2 separate regions of the Homo sapiens genome follow, and region 2 is linked to region 1. Evidence: chromatin loops called from intact Hi-C (ENCODE). Cell type or tissue: GM12878. All regions are shown on one strand. Links, peaks and the distances in the headings refer to the core of each region. The heading gives the core; the rest is flanking DNA.

The links. Hi-C counts contacts between places; a loop is a spot of excess contacts. Peaks named below come from ENCODE experiments on the same cell type or tissue, not always from the same donor. Only the 100,000 strongest peaks of a DNase experiment are listed, where the experiment ranks them.
Region 2: it touches region 1 in a loop (3-fold over the local background); 1 of 110 quality-filtered maps calls a loop at or near these places.

What each region holds. Positions count from the first base shown.
Region 1 is chr13:95,375,149-95,386,014 of GRCh38, forward strand. All of the region lies in intron 1 of LOC124903193 (a long non-coding RNA gene), which reads right to left. Among named protein-coding and RNA genes, the nearest start is that of ABCC4, 79 kb to the left of the region's middle. RefSeq lists a silencer at 5,575-5,624 and an enhancer at 5,905-5,954. In GM12878, for the core only: a CTCF peak has its summit at 5,727 (motif pointing left); a DNase peak (open chromatin) is centred at 5,693.
Region 2 is chr13:95,246,844-95,257,709 of GRCh38, forward strand. It overlaps ABCC4 (ATP binding cassette subfamily C member 4 (PEL blood group)), which reads right to left. Exons shown (of 31, transcript NM_005845.5): 2 at 800-910; 3 at 132-252. Among named protein-coding and RNA genes, the nearest start is that of SNORD13G, 42 kb to the left of the region's middle. In GM12878, for the core only: no CTCF peak of the experiment used is centred there; no DNase peak of the experiment used is centred there; H3K27ac peaks cover 3,964 bases.

The DNA.
Region 1 (10,866 bases), core at 3,733-8,732:
TATCCGTGCGTCTTCTTTATTGTCTATCTCTCCACTAGAACATGAGTTCTGTAGGAGCTATGACTTTGCCTTGTTTTGTTTGCCATCTACAGCAGAGCCTAGTATATAAAAGAAGATTAACAAATATTTGCTGAATGAATGAATGAAAGTTATCTTCAATTTATAAGGAGAACTACGAAACACTGCTGAGAGAAATCATAGATGATACAAACAAATGGAAACCCATCCCATGATCATGGATTGTAAGAACCAATATCATGAAAATGCCTGTACTGCCCAAAGCAATCTACAGGTTCAGTGCAATTCCTATCAAAATACCAATATCATTTTTCACAGAATTAGAAAAAACAATTCTAAAATTCCTATGACACCAAAAAAGACCCCAAATGCAAAGAAATCCTAAGCAAAAAGAACAAATCTGGAAGCATCACATTACTCGACTTCAAATTACACTACAAGGCTATAGTTACCAAAACAGCATGGTACTGATATAAAAGTAGACATATAGACCAATGGAACACAATAGAGAACCCAGAAATAAAACCAAATACTTACAACCAGCTGATCTTCAACAGAGCATACAAACACATAAATTGCAGAAAGGACACCCTATTTAATAAATGGTGCTGGGAAAACTGGTAAGCCACATGTAGAAGAATGAAACTGGATCCCTGTCTCTCACTTTATACAAAAATAAACTCAAATCAACTCAAGATGGATCAAAGACTTAAATCTAAGACCAGAAACCATAAAAATTCCAGAAGAAAAGCCTAGGAAAAACTCTTCTGAACATTGACCTATGCAAAGAATTAATGACTAAGACTCAAAAGCAAACGTAACAAAACAAAAAATAAACAAATGAGACCTTACTAAACTAAAAAGCTTTAATACAACAAAAGAAATAATCACCAGAGTAAACAGATAACCCACAGAATGGGAGAAAATATTTGCAAACTATACATCTGACAAAAGACTAATATCCAGAATCTACAAGGAACTCAAACAAATTAGCAAGGAAAAAAAACAAGTAATCCCATCAAAAAGTGGGTAAAAGACGTGAATAGATATTTCTCAAAAGAAGATATACAAATGGCTAACAAATATATGAAAAAATGCTCAACATCACTAATCATAAGAGAAATGCAAATTAAAACCACAACGAGGTACCACCTTCTGCAAGAACAGCCATTATTAAGAAGTCCAAAAACAATAGATATTAGCATGAATGTGGTGAAAAGGGAACGCTTATACACTGTTAGTGAGAAAGTAAATTAATACAATCTCTCTCTCTTTTTTTTTTTTTTTTTGAGACAGAGTTTTGCTCTTGTTGCCCAGGCTAGAGTGCAATGGTACGATCTCGGCTCACCGCAACCTCCGCTTCCCGGGTTCAAGCAGTTCTCCTGCCTCAGCCTCCCAAGTAGCTGGGATTATAGGCATGCACCACCATGCCCGGCGCCCGGCTAATTTTATATTTTCAGTAGAGTCAGGGTTTCTCCATGTTGGTCAGGGGGATCTCAAACTCCCGACCTCAGGCAATCCACTCGCCTCGGCCTCCCAAAGTGCTGGGATTACAGACGTAAGCCACTGCACCCGGCCAATTAATACAATCTCTATGGAAAACAATACGTGGTCGGGCATGATGGCTCATGCCTATAATCCCAGCATTTTGGGAGGCTGAGCTGGGTGGATCACTTGAGGTCGGGAGTTCGAGACCAGCCTGGCCAGCATGGTGAAACCCCATCTCTACTAAAAATACAAACATTAGCTGGCATGAGAGCATGCGCCTGTAGTCCGAGCTACTTGGGAGGCTGAGACAAGAGAATCGCTTGACCCAGGAGGTGGAGGTTGCAGTGAGCCAAGATCACGCCACTGCACTCCAGCCTGGGAGACAGACAGAGACTCTGTCTCAAGAAAAAAAAGAAAAGAAAAGGCAGATTTCTTAAAAAATAAAAGTAGATCTATCTGCCTTTGGAGTCCAGGAGAATAAAATAAAAAAAGAAAAAGTAAATCTATCCGTGGGATTGATCCAGCCATCTCACTACTGGATATCTACCTAAAAGAAAAGAAGTCATTATATAAAAAAGACAGCTGCATGTGTAATGTTATTGCAGCACAATTCACAATTGCAAAAATATGGAACCCACCTAAGTGTCCATTGACCAAAGATGAAGAAAATGTGGTATATATACAACATGGAATACTACTCAGACATAAAAAAAGAATAATATGTCTTTTGTAGCATCTTGGATGGAGCTGGAAGCCATTATTCTAAATGAAGTAATTCAGGAATGGAAAAGAAGAGAGTAGGAAGGGCATAATCGTTTATAAAATTATCTTTGGGAACCTGGTTTAAGGATGACTTTCCTGCCAAATTAGATGACTCTTGCTCCATTTTGATCTCATTAATTTATTTTTATTTTATTTATTTATTTGTTCTTTTCTTTGAGACAGGGTCTCACTCTGTTGCTCAGGCTGGAGTGCAGTGGTGTAATAATGGCACACTGGAGCCTCAACTTCCCAGACTCTAGCAATCTTCCCGCCTCAGCCCCCCAAGTAGCTGGGACAACAGGTGTGCACCACCACGCCTGGCTAATTTTTGTATTTTTTGTAGAGTCGGAGCCTTACTATCTTGCCCAGGCTTGTCTCAAACTTCTAAACTCAAGCAATCCACCTGCCTCAGCCTCCCAAAGTGATGGGATTACAGGTGTGAGCCACTGTGCCCAGAATTTTTATTCTTTTTTATACTGTTTCCTCTAACTGCACAATATATTTTTTTTTGAGCCAAGTTCTCTCTGTCACCCAGGCTATAGTGCAGTGGTGTGATCTCAGCTTGCTGTAACCTCTAACTCCTGGGCTCAAGTGAAGTGATCCTCTCCCATTCAGCTTCCTGAATAACAGGGACTGCAGGCACCAGCCACAATGCCCAGCTAGGTTTTTTTTTATTTTTGTAGAGACAGAATCTCGTTATGTTGGCCAGGCTGGTCTTGAACTCCTGGCCCCAAGCGATCTTTCTCCCTAGGCCTCCCAAAGTGCTGGGATTACAGGTGTGCCACTGTGCTCGGCCAAGCTTTTTTTTTTTTTTTTTTTTAACCAACTCTTGGAAAGAAAATTTGTGAATGTGCTTCCAGAAAGTAATATTTCTCATTAACTTAGTCCCTCCCATAATTGTGCACTTGCCTGGTTATTTCTCACCAAAGAAATTAACAGCTAATTTGTCAGCAAAGTGGCTAAATTGCCAGCTTTACAGACTGCCTTATTAACACTTCTAAAATTTATTATTAACATTTTACAAGATCCTAATCTGTATTGTCACAAGAACTCTCCACAGTGGCCTAACAAATCCAATGTTTTCAACCAAAATATATACTGCCATTGTAAACCATTTACACATTGCACACCTTCTCTACACAAAATAAATGGGGACGTGCCCTAAATTGCCTTGCATTCTAGAAATTGTTGATATTCAGCCTCATAACTGCCATGCTGTAATCTTTCCTTTACCACTGAGGCTGAAAGTATGCAAACTATATGTCTCAGACTCACCTGACCGGTGAATTCTGATGGATGCCATGAGAGGCATCCATCCAGATTAGAAAGTGGAGGAAGGTTGTGCAATTCTGTTTCTGGCAGAGGTGTTGGCAGGAGTTCTGGGCCATGGGTTGCTGTTGGGTATCAGTAACAGGGAGCAATCCCAGGCTCCAAGTGTCCTGCCCTGTAAATATAAAGGGCAGCTCTAGCCTGGCTGTAGGCTTGGGGCTCTGGATAACACAACTGTCCCTGTAAGCTCCTCCAGCCCAGGAGCAGTAGCAGCTGCCTGCAGGGTGACACCACCCTTCCCCATTTGTTCCTATAGGTCTCCTAACCCTTTTTGTAACCAATTCCCTGTTTCAAGTGCTCCTATGCTTGAAAGGCATGTGTGTCAGGCACCAAAGGCTGGATGAGACAAAAAGAGCAGGAGTAATTTATATGAAAGAGCTTGACTCAGTGGGCCTCCAGTATAGGAGGCAAGTTGTTGAAGGTGTCAAGTCCAAGTACAAATACAGTCACACCACTTTCGTTTTTCCATCAAAACACTACTCCGTTAACCAGAATGGAGTACCCACCTATTCCATTAACCAGAAGTCCAGTGTGCCCTGCTCTTCTTGGAATAACTTCACACACACTCTCCTACCAGCCTGCTGCAGTGTTTAAGAAACCTGGGATTTTAATATTATTCAGTGCAGAAGAATGGTTTTTGAAATACATATCGTCAGGTTTTTCTGGACTGGATACTAACTGATACAGTGTTTGGTACCAGAATGGTATAAAAAGAAATGACCGGCCGGGCACGGTGACTCATGCTTGTAATCCCAGCACTTTGGGAGGCCGAGGCAGGTGGATCACCTGAGGTCAGGAGTTCGAGACCACCCTGGCCAACATGGTGAAACCCCATCTCTACTAAAAAATACAAAAATTAGCCAGGCTTGGTGATATGCCCCTGTAGTCCCAGCTACTCGGGAGGCAGAGGCAGAAGAGTCTCTTGAACCCGGGAGGCAGAGGCTGCAGTGAGCTAAGATTGCATGACTGCACTCCAGTCTGGGCAACAGAGAGAAACTCCATCTCAAAAAAAATAATAATAATAGTAATAATTTGTTCGGCCAGGTGCAGTGGCTCACACTTGTAATCCTGGCATTTTGGGAAGCCGAGACAGGCAGATGACAAGGTCAGGAGTTCGAGACCTGCCTGGCCAATATGGTGAAACCCCGTCTCTACAAAAAATACAAATTAGCCGGGTGTGGTGGCAGGCACCTGTAGTCCCAGCTACTCGGGAGGCTGAGGCAGGAGAGTCGCTTGAACCTGGGAGGCGGAGGTTGCAGTGAGCCGAGATGGTGCCATTGCACTCCAGCCTGGGTGACAGTGCGAGATTCCACCTCAAAAACAAACAAACAAACAAACTCTGGTTTCTGGTAGCCATAGGACTAATAAAGACCCAAGTTTTGGTGGTTTGGGTTGCAGAATTAATTTTTTTAAATTTTTATTTATTTATTTATTTTTGAGACAGAGTCTCATTCTGTCGCCCAGGCTGGAGTGTAATGGCACAATCTGGGCTCACTGCAACCTCTGCCTCCTGGGTTCCTGCCTCAGCTTCCTGAGTAGCTGGGATTACAGGCACGTGCCACCACACCCAGCTAATTTTTGTAGTTTTAATAGAGATGGGGTTTCGCATGTTAGCTAGGCTGGTCTCAAACTCCTGACCTCAGGTGATCCACCTTCCTCGGCCTCCCAAAAGTGCTGGGATTACAAGCGTGAGCCGCTGTGCCTGGCCGAGGTTGCAGAATTATGATAAACTGATTTAGAAGCTGATGCAGGACAAGGAACCCCCAAAACTGGGGCTTAGCCTAGGAATGTTCTTGGCTTCCTCCAGGAAAGAATTCAAGGGCAAGCCGGTAGTATCAGATGACAATCTTTTATTGAATGGTCTTGTTCCTTGTGGAGCAGGGATAACTCATGGGCAGTGTCCCCAGCCTCTGCAGAGTACGGGCTGTTGGGAACTATATTTATGCCCACTTTCGACTATATGCAAATTAAGGAGTGGGTTAATGCAAATTGAGGAGAGCGTTGTTTAGAACTTTCTAGGAAAAGGGCGGTAACTTTTGGGTCCTTGCCCTGGCATTTGTAAGCTGTCATGGGCTGATGGGAGTGTCTTAACGCTAATGAGCAGCGAGGGCAGCCAGAGGTTTCCTTTGGTGCCACCTGCTGGTTCCTGCCAGCTTCTCCCTTTTTTCTCATGTGGAAACTGGGGCATAAATTGAGAACTGAGACCTTGAGAAATTTTTTTTTTTTTGAGACAGAGTCTCGCTCTTTCAGGCTGGAGTGCAGTGGCGAGATCTCAGCTCACTGCAACCTCCGTCTCCCTGGTTCAAGTGATTCTCTTGTCTCAACCTTCCAAGTAACTGGGATTACAGGCGAGGGCCACCACGCCCAGCTAATTTTTGTATTTTTAGTAGACTTTACCAGCTTGGTCAGGCTGGTCTCAAACTCCTGACCTCAAATGATCCACCCGCCTCGGCCTCCCAAAGTGCTGGGATTACAGACGTGAGCCACAGCGCCTGGCCAATTTTTTTTTTTTAACATTTTTTCCTTTTTTTTTTTTTTTTGTAGAGACAGTCTCCCTGTGTTACCCAAGCTGGTCTCTAGAACTCCTAGGCTTAAGCGATTCTCCCACCTCCGCCTCTCAAAGTGTTGAGATTACAAGTGTGAGCCACTGCAGCTGGCTGAGAATTGGGGATATTTGTGTGGATTTGGAAGAATATAAAAATCTTGAGAAACACCAAAGGCCCTGAATACCCATTGCAAGTGGAATCACGCTTCTCTCCCATTTCTGAGAAGACTAGGCTCCTTTTCCAGGGTGAAAACACCCCGTTAGTTGGAGTCTGTTCTATGTGATGGGGCATGTGCTTTGAACCAGCAATCAAAATAATATTTCTCTCATAGTCAGAATACAGGTCCAGGAATCAAGTGGTACAAGTTGGAATAGCTCCTCTCACTGTTAAATTTAGTAGTCCTAAGTTTTGCTTCCTGCTCCTGAATATTTTTGTGTTTTTTTACATCTTTTTTTTTCTTTTTTTGAGACAAGGTCTCACTTTATCTCCCAGGCTGGAGTGCAGTGGCACAATCTTGGCTCACTACAGACTCAAATTTCTGGGCTCAGATGATCCTCCCACCTCAGCCTCCCAAGTAGCTGGGACTCTACAGGCACACATCATCATACCCAGCTAATTTTTTAATTTTTTGTAGAGACAAGGTCTCGCCATGTTGCTTACGTTAGTCTCAAACTCCTGGACTCAAGCAATCCTCCTGCCTTGACCTCCCAAAGTGTTAGGATTACAGGTGAAGGCCACTGTGCCTGGCCTTACGGGTCATTCTTTATTTCCAAGAGAAGAATGCTTCCACCAAGGGACACATTATTGGTTCCAAGTGAACCAACTATTTGGGACTCTTTATGTCACTGAACCAATATGCAAAGAAAGAGGCAAATTACTGACTGGAGTAATTAATTCCAATTACAAGAAGACGTAGAGTTGTTACTACATAGTGGAGCAGGGAAGACTAAGTCCAAAAACCTCTCTGAATGATTTTTTTTTTGAGACAGAGTCTCAAAAAAAAATTGAGCAATCTTGGCTCACTGCAACCTCCATCTCCCAGGTTCAAGTGATTCTCCTGCTTTAGACTCCTGAGTAGCTGGGATTATAAGTGTGCGCCACCATGCCCAGATAATTTTTGTATTTTTAGTAGAGACAGGGTTTCACCGTCTTGGTCAGGCTGGTCTCAAACTCCTGACCTCAGGTGATCCACCTGCCTCAGCCTCCCAAAGTACTGGGATTACAGGCATGAGCCACCGTGCCTGCCCTCTGAATGATTCTTAATACCTCCAAGTCCAGTAGTAACAGTTAAAAGAATTATTGCATCAACTCAATGAAGCCTGAGTGACTAGGATTCTGATTCATCAAGAATGAAGGTTTATGTCACACCATAAGGTAAAGAATCCCAGCTAGCTGTGTTCCTTGCTGTGGTCAAAGAGAAGACAAAATTGGTAGTTGAAAAAATTATAAATATCAACTAAAGCCTTATGCTCAGTTACAAAAATGAGGACTGTAGCAGCTATGCATATTTTCTACTTTGCTTGTTATACACTTATTATTTATATAAGAATTATTGATGGAGTTTAAGTTTATAATCTATTCTTTAGGTAAAAGAATATTCCAGGCTGGGCGTTGTGGGTCATGCCTGTAATCTCAGCACTTTGGGAGGCCAAGGAGCCCGCATCACTTGAGTCCAAGAGTTTGAAACCAGCTTGGCCAATATGGTGAAACCCCATCTCTACTAAAAACACAAAAATTAGTCAGGCGTGGTGTCACATGCCTGTAGTCTCAGCTACTCAGGGAGGATGAGGTGGGAGGATTGGCTGAGCCCGGGAGGCAGAGGCTACAGTGGGCCAAGATTGTGCCACCGTACTCTAGCCTGGGTGACAGAGTGAGACTCTGTCTTAAAAACAAAACAAAACAAAACAAAAAACAAAAGAATATTCCAGTGGGATGATGACTGAACTAGAAAATAATTAACATAAACTAGAGACAGACTGAGTTATTGTTTAATGGGTACAGAGTTTCAGTTGGGGAAAATAAAAAAGTTCTGGAGATGGATGGTGGTGATGGTTGTATAACAATGTGAATGTACTTAATGCCACTAACATGAACATTTAAGAATGGTTAAGATGAGCTGGGCGTGGTGATGTGCACCTATAATTCCAGCTACTCTGGAGGCTGAGGTAGGAGGATCCAGACCAGCCCGGGCAACATAGCGAGACCTCATCGCTAAAAAGAATAAATGGTTACAATGGCAAATTTTATGTGCTGTATAATTTACTACAACTTTTTAAAAAGCACAAAACTATTATAGGATGCAAATTGGGATTCAAATATGAGTAGAAGGGTATGGCATAGTCAAAGGAGAAGGGAAAATTAGTAATCTAGTATCTCTTAGCCCTAAACCCACCCTTTCTCTCTCTGTTACCCTCTCTAGCATGTTGGGGCTGGAGTTCTGTACACCAGGCATCCCAGCCCCTGGGCCACTGGCCAGTTAGGAACTGGGCTGCACAGCAGGAGGTGGGTGGTGAGCTAGCAAGCGAACCTTCATCTGTATTTACAGCTGCTCCCTATCACTCTCATTACTGCCTGAGCTCCGCCTCCTATCAGATCAGCAGGGCATTAAATTCTCATAGGAGCACGAACCCTATTGCAAACTGTGCTTGTGAGGGATCTGGGTTGCCCCCTCCTTATGAGAATCTAATGCCTGATGATCTGTCCCTGTCTCCCATCACCCCCAGATAGGACTGTCTAGTTGCAAGAAAACAAGCTCAGGGGTCCCACTGATTCTACATAATGTTAAGTTGTATAATTATTTCATTATATATTACAATGTATTTTTTACTTTTATTTTATTATTATTATTATTGATATGGAATCTCACTCTGTTGTCCAGGCTGGAGTGCAGTGGCACGGTCTTGGCTCACTGTAACCTCTGCCTCCCAGGCTCAAGCAATTCTCCTGTCTCAGCCTCTCAAGTAGCTGGGATTACAGGCACCTGCTACCATGCCTGGCTAATTTTTGTATTTTTATTAGTGACAAGGTTTTGCCATGTTGGCCAGGCTGGTCTCAAACTCATGACCTCAGGTGATCTGCCCGCCTCGGACTCCCAAAATGCTGGGATTACAGATGTGAGCCATCGCACCCAACCTAAAATGGTAATTTTTGAAGAGAAATTGAGCATGTTCCAGAAGTGAAGAAAAGCAGGGGCTCCCAGGTCAAATAAGATTTAAAATGACAATAAATCATGATAAACATAATTATGCCGGAGGTAGAAAGAAATTATTTGGGCAGATAGTGAGGGCAACAGAGTCCTCACTGGAATTTCCCTTCTAACCAAAAGCAGCCCAAGACATAATTTTTTTTTTTTTTTTTTTTTTGAGATGGCGTTTCGCTCTTGTTGTCCAGGCTGGAGCGCAATGGCGCAATCTCGGCTCACCGCAACCCCCACCTCCCAGGTTCAAGCGATTCTCCTGCCTCAGCCTCCTCAGTAGCTGGGATTACAGATGTGCACCACCACGCTGGCTAATTTTGTATTTCTAGTACAGACAGGGTTTTCTCCATGTTGGTCAGGCTGGTCTTGAACTCCTGACCTCAGTTGAACCACCCTCCTCGGTCTCCCAAAGTGCTGGGATTACAGGTGTGAGTCACCGTGCCTGGCATCTATCCAACATTTAAAACCAAACAATTAAAACTAATTTTAAGGGAGGCCTAGAGCATTGGGAGGGGTGGTCATGGCAACTTTTCCTACCTGTCACAATTTTAGGGGGCCTGGTTCTGGCAAAAACGCTATGATGATTGTTTTTGCATCATGTTCCATGCCCCATACCCCAATTTAAAAGCAGAGAGAAGTAACAAATCAATACCTCTGACCCTCATCCCATTTCTGTCCCCTCCCCTCCTTCACTTGCTCTTATGGGTAAAGCTGCTCAAATATCAAGAAACATACTTTTAAACCACGTATAAGTTCACTTCAGAATGATTTTGAGTCTGTGGTAGAACTCTGGAGAAGTCCTGAATCCATTTGAAGCCCACGGGCAGGATACAAGGGCAGATGGGAAGAGAAGGGCGGAGATGATGGCAGAAGTGGACAGGGGAGGATCTGCTAGGAGGCTTGGGAGCTCTCATTCAAACTCTCTCCATCATTGTCTCCCACTCTTAGGCATAAGTCCACTCAAACATCAGGAGGCTGGTTGCAGAGGCATGGTGATCTTCTGCTGGCCTCAGCCTCGATCTTCTGGGGAAGGCAATGAGGAATTTGCTGTATCTCTGAAACCACCCTTGCAAAATTATGACAGTGAGCAAATCTGACATGGTTGACTCCATCTTGCTTCTGACCTTCAGGCTGTCTTTGGGCATTCCTGGGTGTAGGCTAAGCCAACTTTGGGAGGAATTTAGTTTATAGTTTAACTTTGAAACAAGGATGATGACAGTCCACTCTAAAATGAATCCTCTCCCTGTTTTCAGGGCTGAAACCACCTTTGTAAGACTAACAAGAGGTCCTAAAATAAGTGTGGTTTCTGTAAGCCCTTACTGCTCAGGTCATGGCCAGAGGTCACACGATAGGAGGACTTTTTATAATCCTTTGCTGTTCCAGGGGCATGTGGCCAGAGGGTCAAGATTGGTGACCTTCTCAATTTCTCCTATAAATAACTTCATTATTGCAGAACCTAAGATTGGGTTTTTGTGAGATGTTTTTCAGACTGACCCCACCCAGACTTGTGAGTCATGACTCAGCATG
Region 2 (10,866 bases), core at 3,144-8,143, 130 kb before region 1:
TTAAAATACCTTCAAACCCCATCTGGCCACTTCTCCCTTCTGTTCCCCCATCCATTACAGCACCAGTCAATGGCGAGCACATTTACTCTATGTGTCCTGAAAAACAATTCATGGTATGTAAAAGCTTTTACCTCAATTAACGTAAAAATTCCCAAAACTAAATAAGATTTCCAGTAACACTTTATGATTGCTCTTGTTAAAGAAGGCTTCTGTGCGTCATTCTCAGCTCTTAAAACTTCTTTATCCCAGAACCTACAATGAGGAAAAAGCTTCGTAAATAAGAGTGAACCCTGCCACAATATAAAACAGGGGAGATGGCAGAGTGACAGGTATGCATTTAAGACAGGGCATTTTGTGACGATTTCATAAATGCTACTAATTGCTCCCAGGGCTCCTGAAGGTTATGTGTGGTACAGAATCTGGAGCATCAGAAAAACAGGCCTTGAGGGGAAGTCTGGGGAAACAAGTTACTGCCAAGCTTTACTGGATTGAAGCCCCATCAGTAGCACAGATAAGCCAGACAACCTCCTCCAACCACAACACTTCCACCTAGAGGGACAGACCTCAGGCATCTCGGGCCTTTGGTGCTGGCTCCCCTGACCTCTACGGAGGCACAGGCAACAGGAGTTTCCCCCAGGCCACCATGGTAGGCTGAGCCTAGGGGCAGCCTGAGGAAGGTGACACATATTCACCTTAAGGGTAAACGGAGGCTCCAGACAGGACCCAGGAAGGCAAAACCCACTCCCCACACACAGACACCCACGCTTCCTTAATGCCCACTTTACTGCCTCCGACTTACCCTTGCAACTCCTCTCCAAGGTGCTGTGAGCGGTCTTCTGGCAGCACTGAATACATATCATCTTCCTCTAATCTCCGTTTATGGCCAATTTTAAACAAGGGATTGAGCCACCTGTTAACAAGAGAAAAGAGACATATATCCAGAATTACACATCCGTGTTTAAGTAGACTCCTACCTCCATGGGTTTTGCTTAAACTTACCTTTAAAATACATACAGCTATATATAGACAGACAGATATGAATATATAGAGCTAGAGAGAGAAAAGTTAACATGTGCACACACACACACACACACACAGTCCCTAGCTCTATCCACAGACAGGCCCCAGAAGCAATGACACACCAGTAGCTGAGAGCATGCTGGTGCCCAGATCTTGGTTTCCAAAACCATTATTATCTAAAAGGAACCAGAGCTTCCTGAAGAAATAGCTGATTCAAAGGCTGGGGCAGAAAAAGATGGCCCATGAGATACCATACGATAAGGAAACATTCAAGGAATCAAGAGGATGGGCCCAAAGAACAGAGGACCCAGCTTGACGGGGTCCCACTAGACAAGTCTGTGATAATGGAAGCATCCAAATAAATCATGACAGCAATGAATTCTAACCCACTGAATAACAAAAGAATCCACGAATCCTTACTGAGACATAAATGGGGTAAGAAGGAAAAACTCTCAGATAAAGAATGATGAGGTTAGAAAACATTTTCAATGGGAGCTAAAACCAGTCAGTGAAGGTTTGATGGGACATTTACATAATCCAAAATTATCTAGGTACAAATTATTTATTAGTTACGAAAGGACAAAATAGTAATCTTGCAGAGGACAGAAAGAACTTATTCAAATATTTTGAGATTCTTTTTACTAAAAAAAAAGAAAAATCAAAATGGTCATCCATTAGGAATCACTTAAATGATATTAACATTATTAATCATTAAATGATAATAATTAACATCATTAATCATTAAATGATAATAATTAACATGCACCAGGCATAGTGGCTCACACCTGTAACTCCAGAGCTTTGGGAGGCTGAGGAGGGAGAATGGCTTGAGCCCAGGAGTTTGAGACCAGCCTACACAACATAGTGAGATGCCCACTTCTACTAAAAACTTATAAAGAAAAAGGCTGGGCAGTGGCTCATGCCTGTAACCCCAGCACTTTAGGTGGCTGAGGTAGGCGGATCACTTGAGGCCAGAAGCTCGAGACCAGCCCGGCAAAACCCCATCTCTAGTAAGAAAATATAAAAATTAGCGAGGTGTGATGACACATGCCTGTAATCCCAGCTACTCGGGAAGCTGCGGCACAAGAATCACTTGAGCCTGGGAGGCAGAGGTTGCAGTGAGCTGAGATCGATGCCACTGCACTCCAGTCTGGGCAACAGAGTGAGACTATCTCAAAACAATAAAAAATATAAATAATAATTAAAATTTAGCCAGATGTACTGGTGTAAGCCTGTGATCCCAGCTATTCCAGAGGCTGAGGTGGGAGGATGGACTGAGCTCAGGAGGTCAAGGCTGCAGTGAGCTGTGATCGCCACTGCACACCAGCCTGAGCAGAACAGCAAGGCTTTGTCTAAAAAAAAAAAAAAGAAGAAGAAACATATTTGTGCCCTATAAGGAAACCTCTAATAACTTTGATAGATGCAATTACTCAATTACACAAACTTCTTTCATCTTGGCTGTCTTATCTGGCCATGTGTCACCTTTAATAGGCATGTTTTATTTTAACATGGGGATTGTCTAATCTAGGAAGCCCTTCCCATGGGGAACCCACTGCCTGGTGGCTTCTGCCTGCAGTGAAATGGTGGGCTTTCAATGCCCCGTAAGATTGGAGCACACACTGCAGGGGTATCCAAGTTATGTTCAGGATTCCGGAAACCTCCTGCTGATCCAAACTAGCAATTCTAATTAACCCAATGGCAAGAAGAACTCATCAACTCACCTCTTTCTCCTCACCTCCTCCAAAATGTGTCCAGAAGACTGTAACCTAACCAGTCCAGCTTCAACTTAGGTGGGTTTCCCAGACATGCCTGAGATGACCTCTGCATGCCCGAGACCTCCCTTCCAGCAGAACCTCATACAGTATATTTCAGCAAGGACTTCTAAGTAAAATTCACTGGTGTCTTTTTGGACTAAAGAGGTTTTTTTAATCAGGGAATAAAACTGGCTCCAGGAAGTTAAAAAATTAAGGAAAGTGAGAATGGTAACTCTGTTCCACAGGCTGAACAGTTAACTGCATAACATTTAGAAATATTAACAAGGAGGGATGCCACTGTTGAGTTAAAGTATCTGCAATCAGAAGAGACCCAAAGCTTCTATTAGAGGATGACACAAATCAGTAAGGACTTAACAAGGACCCTCCTACTCTCTCTCATTGCCCAGATCTCAAAAAGCTGGGCTGAAAAGATGTGGGTACCAGCAAGAGCTAAAGGCTTTTGCCTGATGACAAAAGTCAACTTTGACAAGAGACTAAATTATCTTTGACCATCTATGTAAGGACTTTATACATGGAAATCTAAGTCAGTTGGCTCCTTAATACCAATGTGTCCCTGAGGGGGTCTAGTCAACAATTCCAGACCACTGCCAAATGAGCCATTCCTCCACCCAGTTCTGCCCCAGTAGCCCTTCTCTCCTCAGACTTAGTCTCTTCTCCCCCTTATCTCCCACAATACTTAGTACAGCAGCATCGCTTCCCTCCTAACTGTCCTACTAGGAGTACAATGCTTTCAGGGCAATGACTACTGCCATATTATTTGGAATCCCCATTATGCCTGGTATGTGATAGATACTCAATAAACAGTTATGGAAAGAATGAATGATTGTATTATTGAATAAGACAGATGGGTAGAGTACCTTGAGCAATGATCTAGGGTAAAATTCAATACAAACTCAATATAGCATAGTCGTGCTCAATGCCCAACACAGGAAGCCATCAGCTTCAGCAATACAGAGACATTCTCCACCCCAGGATCACAACCCCCAGCATCATTTCCAGCAAGCAGGAGTCTTAGACAAGGGTTAGTAGAGAGTTTTGTTATTTATTGTTGGTGGTGGTGGCATTTAGTTTTTGTTGTTTTTTCCCCCAAGGATTTGAGAAGTTCTGAATACTGGTTTCTTTTTTTTTTTTTTTTTTTTTTTTTGAGATGGAGTCTCACTCTGTTGCCCAGGCTGGATGGAGTACAGTGGAGCGATCAGAGCTCACTCAGATCCGATCAGAGCTCAGCAGTCTCAAACTTCTGAATTCAAGCAATCCTCCCACCTCTACCTCCCAAGTAGCTAGGAGTACAGGCACATGCCACTGTGCCTGGCTAATATTTTTATTTTTGATAGAGACCAGGTCTCTCTATGTTGCCCAGGCTGGTATCGAACTCCTGGGCTCAAGTGATCCTCCCACTTTGGCCTCCCAAAATTCTGGGATTACAGGCATGAGCCACCAAGCTTGGCCAATAGTGGTTTCTTAATGTGGTATAAGAGGGAAAACACAGGTCCCAGCTCCCTGTCTCTGTGACCCTGACCTGAGTCTTCAGTTTCTATGAGCTTCATGTTCCCCATAGCCACAAGTAAAGGAGGAAATAAAAGCTAACTTATCTTTGGTAAATCCCCTCACTTTCTCTTTCCCTCTCTCCTTTTGTCCCCTTTCAGCTCTCTTTTAGCCCTCTCTGCCTCCTTAAAGGCCCTTTCTATTTCTCTTCTCCTCCTCTTTCCTGACCTTTCTGTAACAACTGGCCATGATGGAACTAAAATAATTATTTCATTACTTGATACTCATTGAATCAAGATTGTTCTCTCTTTAATGGACAAGTTCAAAATTTTATATTCTTCAGAAGCCAAGCCTAATAAAACCTTTTTCAATGGATTATGCATTTGCATAACCCTAAAATTATAGTCTATCAAAGAAGAAAAGTTTCCCCCAACTTTATTAGAAATAAACAATACTAAAAGAAGAGACTAGGGAGGGAAGGTCCTCTCTGCTGTATACCTCCTGAACTTAGGCCTGGAATCACGGGATCCAGGAGGTAAGCGAGAAGGCAGGTTTGTGCTCAGACCTGCAGACAGCAAAGCTGTGAGCTAAGCTGAGAGTTTAGAGAACAAGGAAGGCTAAGGGCAGGTTGAATGAAATCCCCTGTGGCAGGCTACTGAAGGAGTTCACTTGTGTCTCTCGATGCTATACAGTCATCCCCCCATATCCACAGTTTCGCTTTCCACAGGTTGAGTTACCCACAGTTGACTGAAAAGATTAAATGGGAAATTCCAGAAATAATTCCTATGGCTTAAATTGCATACTATTCTGAGTAGCATGATGAAATCTCCCACAAACCCACCCAGGATGGGAATCCTCCCTCTGTCCAGCATTTCCATGCTACAGACGTCACCCACCTTTAGTCATTTAGTAGCCACCCTGGGCGCTCAGATCTATTGTCATGGCATCACAATACTGGTGTTCAAGTCACCCTTATTTTACTTAATAATGGCCCCCAAAGAGCAAGTACAAGGATGCTAGCCATTTGGATATGCCAAGGAGAAGCCACAAAGGCCTTCCTTTATGTGAAAAGGTTAAGGTTCTCAAGCCAATAAGAAAAGGAAAAAAAAATTGTATGCTGAGGTTGCTGAGATCTGGTTTAAGAGTGAACCTTCTATCAACGAAATGGTGAAGAGTATATTGTTGTAATTATTCTATTTTATTATCATTGTTAATCTCTTACTGTGCTCAATTTATAATATTAAACTTTACCATAGATATGTGTAAGTAGGGCCAGGTGTGGTGGCTCACACCTGTAATCCTAGCACTTTGGGAGGCCGAGGCAGGTGGATTGCCTGAGGTCAGCAGTTCAAAACCAGACTGGCCAGCATGGTGAAAACCCATCTCTACTAAAATACAAAAATTACCCAGGCGTGGTGGCAGGCACCTGTGATCCCAGCTATTTGGGAGGCTGAGGCAGGAGAATTGCTTGAAACTGGGAGGCAGAAGTTGCAGTGAGCTGAGATCGCACCTTTGCACTCCAGCCTAGGTGACAGAGCGAGACTGTCTCAAAAACAAAACAAACAAACCAACAAAGATATGTGTAAGTAGGAAAAAAAATCAGTAGGGTTCAGCACTATCCACGGCTTTAGGCAGCCACTGAGGTGAGGGTCTTCAATGAGGGTAGTTCCCCTGCCTCCTCGGACTGGGGGGACTACTGTACATCTATAAAGAGAGTGAAATAGATACACAGGACTTTAACTAGATGACCTTTATGTTTCCTTCCATGAACTTTCTCTATTTGGAAGCCACAAAATAGTAAAGGACTAGAATTCTGGTGCCAGGAATTCAACACTTATTTTAAACAGTATCTGCTGTCTGGTGACCACCCTAGACTCTGAACTTCTAATCTTGGTATCTTTAAATCTGAATGCCTTTTATTCCTCATTCAGTTTCCACTGTTCTTCCTCACCTTCCTGTGTTTCTAAGGAAAACACCTGAGAATGCCTCTCCCCTCCCCACGCCTCCACGATAGAAAGGTTAGTGCACGGCCAACCATGACTGCCCCGGGCTTTCTCCAAAACAGCTCCATTGAAGAAATGATGCTGAGTTTCCATTTTGCACACTGACCCTCCCATGGGGCTCACCCTCTGCCTTTACCTACGCTTAAATTTTCTCTGTAGCATCTGTCGCCATTTGAAAGGCTATTGCATTTCACTTTTTTTAAAAATCATGTTTTCCCCCCAGAGCATCTGGGTTTTTCTGTGTTGTTTGCTGCTAAGCCAACAACATGCTGGGCACATAGAAGGCACCTAGATTTGTCACATGAATGAGCACATCCTCCAAAAATCCCCAAATTTGGCCTGGCATGATGGCTCATGCCTGTAATCCCAGCACTTTGGGAGGCCGAGACAGGTGGATTACTTGAGGTCAGGAGTTCGAGACCAGCCTGGCCAGCATGATGAAACCCCGCCTCTACTAAAAATACAAAAATTAGCCGGGCGTGGTGGAGGACACCCGTAATCCCAGCTACTCGGGAGGCTGAGGTAGGAGAATCGCTTAAACCCAGGAGGCAGAGGTTGCAGTGAGCCGAGACTGCACACTGCACTCCAGCCTGGGCGACAGAGCGAGACCCCATCAAAAAAAAAACAACACAGAAACAAAAACAAATTTAATATAAACTCCAAAATCCATCTTCAGAGACAAGTCTCCATATAAACATAATACATGGAAGGTTAAGTGTTCCTTCAAATGTGGGCAATACTCTCATGCAAATTTTTGTATAAAGTGGATTTTTCTCTTTTTTTTGAGACAGGGTCTCACTCTCTTACCCAGGCTGGAGTGCAGTGGCGCAATCATACCTCACTACAGCCTCAACCTCCCAGGCCCAAGCGGTCCTCTCACCTCAACCTCCCAAGTAGCTGGGATAACAAGGCACGTGCTACCATGCCCGGCTATTTTTTTAAGTATATTTTTGTAAAGATAGAGTCTCATTATATTGCCCAGGCTGGTCTCAAACTCCTGGCCTCAAGTAATCCCCCCACCTTGGCCTCCCAAAGTGTTGGGATTATAGGCATGAGCCACTGCGCCTGGCCTAAAGGGGGTTTTATAAACAGAACTGGTAACACTTTACTTTCTACCTGACACTACACACAGAATTTCTCAGAGTATTATATGTTTTTTCTAAATCTAGTCTTAATAAGCTTTCAACCTCTTTATATATATAAAATAGTTTTCTGAAATGATGGTCATAATTTTGCTTAAAAAAAAACACAAAAAACATTGCTAGTGCCTAAGGGCACATACAATACCCCTGACTCATAACCAACTGCTGATTCAACACCTCCTCCTCTTGGGTGTCTGATAAGCATATCAAACTAAATAATGTCCAAACAGAACACCTTTTCATCCCACAAAAAAATCCTGCTCCTCCCAGGCTTCTCCCTCTCAGTTATCAGCCGTCACATCTTTCCCCTTGCCCAGATTTTCCAAAGAAAAGAAAACCTTCAGGTGACTCTGCAGCCCATCCCTTCTTTGTCACTCTTTGATAGGACACATCTAAGCCATCCAAGTCCTATTACTTCAACATGCAAAGTATATCCAGAAACAGTCACATTGACCCTATAAGGCTCACCCTCTGCCCCTGCCCAAGCTTAAATTTTCTACTCAGCACCTGTCAACATTAGAAGGGCTATTATATTTCACTTTTTTGAAATCATGTTTTCCCCTGGAGGCATCTAGGCTCCACAAGGATGGGGTTTTTCTGTGTTGTTTGCTGCTAAGCCACCCACACCTACAACATGCTGGGCACATAGAAGTCACCCAGATTTGTCACGTGAATGAACACATCCTGTAAAAATTACCTATTTTAACATATTTAAACTCCAAAATCCATTACGAGTCCATGATATCAACTTCTCAGTTACAAATATAAATATTAAATAATTTACAGATATAAGTAAGTCTGCAATAGCAAAAGTTTCCTAAAGGCCTGGATTCTGCAAATGGGTTTCAGAAAGAGGGTGCAAGGACACACACCAGTGCAAATGTGCATTTTCTCGTAGGTAAGTGACTGAGTGCTGGGGAGGAAGGAATGGTGTAGCCCACCGCCAGCACACTTCTCGTGTAACACTCCAGCAATTCTGCTCAGACCCCAAAACCTGAATGCCTAAAAGAAAACAAAATCCTTCCAAAGTTCACCAGGGCCTCTGTCCTTACAAAGTTTCCCATGGCCTGGCTCCAAGGGGAGCCCGACACACCTGATTTCTTCAATCTCCTCCCATTCTCTGTAGTCCAAAATAGCCATTCTCCATGCCCTAAAGTTCAACGATCACCAGACACTAAAGTTCAACGATCACCAGACACAGGCATCGCTGGAATGGATCTCGCGTGAGGGTAGAGCACCCACACCACAGGTGTTCTCAACATGGTCCCAACCCAGCTTATCTCGGCCCATGACCAAGTAAATTAAACTCAGGTGGCACCTGTAAAGCTGTGATCTTCTGTTATTTTTCCTCTAACGTTCCTCCCTTCCTAAAACACGCTCAAAGCCCATTTTCTCATCCCTTCCCGCTTCACTCTACTACCTGTTGTTTCTATGTCAACCTAAGCAACAGGCAATGTGGACCCTGTCCACCTCTCTTCCGGGTCCCCCAACCCCCCTCCACACCTGCACTCTGGGTTCAACATGGGTCCTTCCATGCCATAGGCACCTCAGAGATTTCCTACTACGGAGCTTCAAAGCCTTCTCTGGTTCATCCACAGCCTTCTTGTCTCCCTGTTCTCCCACCAGCTAATCCATGCCTTTCACTTCTTCACAGGGCCCTCACTTTATAATCCCATCTTCCCAGCACTTTCCCACACGACAACCAGTACCAAGCATCTACAGCCATTGTGCATGATTAGCCATCTTAGTCTTCTTCCTTAAAAAAAGATGCACTTGGCATATTTGTACACAATTTAGTAACAGAATAAAATGAAGAAATGTGAGTAAGATTTTTTTTTAAGAGACAGGTTCTCACTTTGTCACTCAGGCTGGGGTGCAGCGGCATAATCATAGCTCATTGAAACTCCTGGGCTCAAGCAACCCTCTCGCATAGCTGAGACTGGAGGTGCATGCCATCATGCCCGGCTAAGTGAGTAGGATATTAATTATTTCTGCAGCCCAAGTTATGCGGCTGACTCATAAGGAGATGAAAGCATTGTTCATTGCAACTAGCAAGTGAAGGATCTGACGACTAGCCAGAGATGCCATACTATATAGTCAGCAAGGCCCGTGTGGCCACCTGCTAGATGCAGGGCTCATTGTTGCCAAGATCCTTCTGAGCCCATCAGTGTATGATGTTGACTATCCTCTGAAAATCAGGCCATTGGCCGGGGACTGTGGCTCACGCCTGTAATCCCAACACCTTGGGAGTCTGAGGCAGGAAGATTGCTTGAGCCCAGTAGTTTGACACCAGCCTGGACAACATGGCAAAACCCTGTCTCGACAAAAACATACAAAAAACTGGCCAGGTGTGGTGGCAGGCACCTGTAGTCCCAGCTACTCAGGAGACTGAGGTGGGAGAATCACCTGAGCCTGGGAAGTCAAGGCTGCAGTGAGACGTGATCGTCTCATTGCCCTCCAGCCTGGGTGACAGAGTGAGACCCTGTCTCAAAAAAAAAGAAAAAAGAAAAATCAAAAAAAAAATCTGGACATTAATTAGTGCCTGTTCAAATCAAGCGCTTTCTTCCAAACGATTAAACTTCATCTCTCATAAGAGATGACATAGTTCTCTCTTGCTTCCAAGCTCAAATAAGCACTTGCCAGACTAAGGAATAAGACTCCTTAACAAAGCGAGCATCTGAAGCTACTCATTTAAGTTTGCGCACCAAGAAGCACAGAGAATAATATACAATTGATCCTTGAACAATGCAGGGATTGGGGTGCCAACCCCCTGTGCAACCAAAAAACCACATATTAATTTTTGACTCCCCAAAACCTTAACTAGTAATAGCCTACTGTTGGCTGGAAGCCTTACCAGTAACATAAAGTTGATGAACACATATTTTGTATGCTCTATGTATTATATACTACATTCTCACAATAAAGTAAGCTAGAGAAAGGAAACCGCCATTAAGACAATCATTGTGGAAAATCATTGAGGAGAAGATACACATGGAAGTGGATCATCAAAGGTTTTCATCCTCATCATCTTCACATTGAATAGGCTGAAGAGGAAGAGGAAGATGAGGGATTGGCCTTGCTGTCTCAGAGGTGGAAGAGGCTGAAGAAAATCTGCACGTAGGCCGGGCGCAGCACACGCCTGTAATCCCAGCACTTTGGGAGGCCGAGGCGGGTGGATCACTTGGGGTCAGGAGTTCAAGACCAGCCTGGCCAACAATGGTGAAACCCTGTCTCTATAAAAATACAGAAAAATTAGCCGGACATGGCGGTGCACATCCCAGCTACTCAGGAGGCTGAGACAGGACAATCGCTTGAACCCAGGAGGCAGAGGTTGCAGTGAGCCAAGATCATGCCATTGCACTCCTGCCTGGGCAACAGAGTGAGACTTCATCTCAAAAAAAAAAAGAAAGAAAAAGAAAAAAAAAGAAAATCTGCACATAA